Linked DNA regions of Homo sapiens: region 2 is linked to region 1. Evidence: chromatin loops called from intact Hi-C (ENCODE). Cell type or tissue: psoas muscle. All regions are shown on one strand.

Region 1 (2,500 bases):
TTTCTATGCAGACAAGAAGAATAGTCTCCTCCACTCCAAATGCAGCAAGCAAGTCTGCCCAGCCCTGGAGTCCTTGACTCATACTTGAAGAATCCTATCAGCGTCATGCCCTTGTATTCCTGGCCATACTCCAGCTGGTGGAAGCCCTTAGAGGGGGGAAACATAGCATTCCATCACCACCTTCTCCCCATCACCTAGCCTGCTCCTCTCTCCCAGGTCACCACATAGAAGCTTGGATTAATGCAAGCCCACCAAAAGAAAACTGGCATGGGGCAAGGGGTGGGGGACCGTGTGTGGATCTTACCAGCAGCAGCTGGTGCCTGCTCTGGGGGCAAACATGAGGTCTCTGATGATTTAAAATGATACCTACCCCGGGAGGTGGCGTGAGATTAACTGAAATAATGCAAGGCAAGTCCTGGCACCAAAGACATTCCCCCCAGGGTTTCAAAATGTCAAAGATGATGAGGTCCCTTCTCTGGTAAAGGGTGCATTTATTTTCCAAATACTTCTCACTGCCTCAACGGAAATTTGCCTGGGCCTGTGGTTCCAGGGAACACTGTTTGGGGCAACCCCGTTTTCTTCCCGTGGACATGTGTGGCTCCATTCGAGTCCAGGAGGCAGACCAAACGCAGGGTCAGAATCGCTGCCTCGTATGCTCACCTGGACAGGCACTGGGAGATGAAGGACCATCTGTCTCTCGGTCCATGGTTTGGTCCAGCTGGTGCAAGAACCCCAGGTGCCGAAGGCGTTGCAGCCACCCTCCCCTGCCCACATGCCTGGGCGTCTCCGAACACTCCCCTTGGCGTCCACCACAAATAGAAGATTGTTTCATCCACCCATGCAAGGTCTTTCCCAGGACTCCTCCTACCCAGAAACCCAGGTGGTTCTCAGGGAGCTGCGCCAATCCCTCTGGCTGCACCCCGCAGACCCTGCCCACGCTCCAGCGCCACGTCCTCCGCAAGCGCGGTGATATGGCTCATCCTTCCCTTCTCGCCTTTCTCACAGCCCAGGTGCTGCACCCAGGCAGTCTGACGAAGCTGTTCCCGCTCCCAATCTGGCCAGACACGGCTCTGCGTAATTGCGCTCTGCGGTCCACCTGCTCCCCCGCGGCAGTCCCCCAGCTCCGCAGCAGGTGGGGCCGCCGCACAACCTCGCAGGCCCAGTGAGACATAGGAAACGCCAAACTGGGTTACGTAAGTGGGTTAGGCAGGTGGCGGGCGAGGTGCGTTCTACAGGAAAGTTGTGAATCAGGAGTCTGGCAACGTGAATTCTCAGTTCTCCTTTTGGTTTCATTACAACAAGCAGCTATTGGATGTCTGGTGTGTTCGCAGAAGTGTGATAGATGACTCCGTGTCGGAATACAGAAGCAGAGGGAGGGCTCTGGGAACAAAGCCCTGAGGATGAGACGCAGTCCTCAAACTCGACAGTTCACAGTCCGCAGGGGAGCAGACGTGGGAGCAATAATACAGCACATTACCACACATATAATAGTGAAAAATGTATGCAAGGTGTGGGGGGAGGGGGTGGATGGAGCGGGGAGGGGGGTGGATGGAGCAGGGAGGGGGAAAGAGAGCGATTCTTTCTGGAGTCAGTAAAGTCTCCAGGGACGCTCAACCTGAGTTTTGAAGAACAGATACAATTTTGCAAGGTGGCCAAGAGCATAGAAGAACGTTCTTGTTAGAGGAAACCAGAGTCGGGGGGTTTGGTGCCCTCCCATAATCTCCTCAACACCCTTCAAAGCTACCCTAAATAAGCATTCTAAGCATAAATAGCTAGTTTGCTATGTGAAATGTGAACTCCATGTCAAGACAAATCTGTACTGTCCTTTTCAATCCTACATACTAGCTTGAGCTGACACTCAGGGAGAGGTGTGGGTTGGGGCTTTGGGGACAAAGGACTGAGTAGTTCTGGAACTACAACAGGGGCAGACAAGACCATAAAGGACTTTGGAGGTCATGCTTAAGGACTTAAGCTTTATCTTGTAGGCTGGAGCTTGCAAGCTGGTGGCCATGAGATGACCTTTTTTTTTTTTTTTTTAAACCCTACGTACTTGTTTTGTTTAATTCTTATAAAGTTTTAAAAGTCAGTACCTTTCTGGCATCTCTTGGAAAAATCGGAGGGTTTGATGTCACTGGACTCACCATCCTGCCATAAGCTGGCTCCAGGTTGTAGCTGCTTCCTGGAAACCAGGCACCAGCTTGCCCTTTGTCTCAGTCCCTGCCATTCCCTCAGGCTTCCTGGGATCCTGTCTGGGCTCTGCAGGGGTCTCAGTCCCTGGAGGCAACAGGGACACACTTATCACTTGTCAGCACAGTCCAACGGTAAGATCTGGGCTGGTAACATGGTGAGGTGATTGAATTTGAAAGGAAGGGATGGAAGCAGGGAAACATGTCAGTCAGCCTTAGAGAGGAGAGTCCAGATTCAAGTAAAGTGGGAAACCTGTCCCTCCACTCCCCACCCGTGCACGTGCAGGTACACTCAGGCACACACTCTGAGTACA
Region 2 (2,500 bases), 520 kb after region 1:
ACGTGGAAAATGTCACAGAACTCTTGGCCCATGTAGCGCATGCATCTGTCCCATTTCTATACTTTTATCTGAGTGTTCCAGGTTACACTTGTTTTAAATAAGAGAAGAAAGAGGGAGAAATTGTTCATAGTAGCTGCATGGTTAACGGTGTTAGCTAGTTTGAATCAGATTTCTAAATCAGACCAAAAAAACCCCAAAAAACAAAAACCCAGAAAACAGACTAGATGGTGCTTTTGAATAGGAATAATATATAAACCATTGATCTCAAAACACTAAAAACTAGTATATGCTCATCAGTCAGTGAATTAGCTTTTTACTCTAAACTTAAGAGTAAGTTTTGCTTTACTTTTAGAAACTTTTAGAACCAAACATGGGAACTCATGTAATCTAAGTAACTTAGTAGTGAAACTCTATTCTGCTCCCCATTGGGGGAAAAAAAAGCATATGCTTGGTAGAAAGAATGTTAGAACTTGAAAGTAGAAAGAAATGTTAGAACTCGAATCAGGCAAGGTACCATCAGGGCTCAGAGCCACACTGGTAATTCGAATGGCGGAAATTTCATAGAATTGTTGGAGAGGTGTTTAGGATCCTCCAGAGAAACGAACCCATAGGTTAGAGAGAGATATATAGAACCAGATTTATTATAGGGATTTGTTTATGCAATGATGGAGGCCTAGAAGTCCCATGATCTGCTTTCTGCAAGCTGGAGGCCCCGGAAAGTGGTGGTGGAGTTCCAGCCCAAACCCGAAGTCCTGAGAGCCAGGGGAGCCAGTGGCGTAAAGTCCCAGTGGGAGACTGAAGGCCCGGGAACCAGGGGCAGTGACGTGTGAGGGCAAGAGAAATGGATCCTGGCTCATGAAGAGGGAAAGGGGATTTGCCCTTCCTCTGTCTACCTCTTTGTTCTCTCCAGGCTCTAAGTGGATTGGATGATGCCTAAGAGGCTTAAGAGGGCGGCTCTTCTTTCCTTAGTTCACTGATTCAAATGCCAGTGTCTTCCAGAAACACCCCCACAGACAAACCCAGAAATAATGTTTTACTAGCTACCCATCTGGGCATCCCTTCAGCAGTCAAGTGGACATGTAAAACTCACCAGAGGGGCTGAAAGGAGATGTGTACAGAGGGGCAGCTGCAGCAAGCCGCTGGCGCAGGAGCATGAGGAAGGAGCTGAGAGCAGCGCAGCCTGCCTGCTGCTGAGATTCGACCGCAGGGAGCGGGTGTACATGCCGCAGGGACGCAAGACCTGCCAGTGCTGGACAGAGTGGCCATCCACAAAGTCCTCTGAGGTCAGCAGGAGGGGCCCTGCATGCCGACCCACCGGCTGTGCCACCTGGAAAACCACATGCTGGAGAAGAAAAGGAATGCTTGCAGTCCCTCCAGCACCCTCTGTTGGCAAAGCCTGGCATCAAGCGTCACCCAGGATTTCAGAGCAGGGCAGGGCGAGGTCTGCATCTGAGAAGCAGCACCTTCACACCTCCTCCACGCTGCTCCCAGAGCCATCTTTCCAAAATGTGAAATTCATTCTGGCATCCCCCTACCAGAGGATCTTCATGGCTGTCAAACAGAAAGTGTTTCAACTTTTTATTTTGCAGTAGTTTTAGAGTTTCGCAGCAAAGTTGTAAAAATGATACAGCATTCTCAAATACCACTCCTCCAACTTCCTGAGTGTTAACATCTTCTGTAACATTGTAGCACAGTTACCAAAACCGGGAAAGTCTTTGGGAGGAGCTATGCAGGCTGTATTCACACTGCACGTTTTCCCATGAATGCCTTTCTTCTGTTCCAGGACCCAGCATTGCATTCAGATCCTGTCTCTTTAGGCTCCTTCCTTCTGCGACGGTTCCTCAGTCTTTCCTTCGATGATCTGGACACTTTCAAAGAGTGCCTTTAAGTTCTTTTGTAAAATGTTCCTAAATTCTGGTTTTCTGTCAGGTTAGTACATTTTTGGCCAGAATTCCATAGACACAACACTGTGTCCTTCTGTGTTAGTCTCCTTGGGCAGCCGTAATAAAATACACAAACCAAGTGGCTCAGGCAACAGACATTTGTTTCCTCACTGTTTCTGAGGGTGCATTCCAAGGTCAAGGTGCGGGCAGGATGGGATTCTCCCGAGGGCTTCCTTCCCTCAGAGGCTTGTGGATGACATCTCTCTGCCGTGTCCTCACACGCTCTTTCCTCTGTGCGTGCGTGCACCGGTGTCTGTGTGTGTCCAAATTTCTTCGTATGAGGACACCAGTCATGTTAGATTAGGGCTCACCCTCTAGATCTCATGTTAACTCAGTCACCCCACTAAAGGCTCTTGTCTTCAAATGTGGTCACATTCTGAGGTTATAATGGTTAGGGCTTCAATATAGGAGTTTTAGGGGACTGCAGCTCAGCCCATACATTTCAGTGGGTCGCTTATAGATGGGGTATATGATGTTGTCTAATTACTGGTGATATTAACTGTAATCACTTGGTTACGGGGATGTCTGCCAAGTTTTTCCACCATAAAGTAACTACT

What was found. Peaks named below come from ENCODE experiments on the same cell type or tissue, not always from the same donor. Only the 100,000 strongest peaks of a DNase experiment are listed, where the experiment ranks them.
Region 2: it touches region 1 in a loop (2.2-fold over the local background); 2 of 110 quality-filtered maps call a loop at or near these places.

Annotation. Positions count from the first base shown.
Region 1 is chr6:4,280,850-4,283,349 of GRCh38, forward strand. No RefSeq gene overlaps it. Among named protein-coding and RNA genes, the nearest start is that of ECI2-DT, 150 kb to the left of the region's middle. In psoas muscle, a CTCF peak has its summit at 1,116; a DNase peak (open chromatin) is centred at 1,142; H3K4me3 peaks cover 1,016 bases; H3K27ac peaks cover 849 bases.
Region 2 is chr6:4,804,860-4,807,359 of GRCh38, forward strand. The region is part of intron 1 of CDYL (chromodomain Y like); the gene reads left to right. Among named protein-coding and RNA genes, the nearest start is that of CDYL, 30 kb to the left of the region's middle. In psoas muscle, a CTCF peak has its summit at 1,391 (motif pointing left); a DNase peak (open chromatin) is centred at 1,252.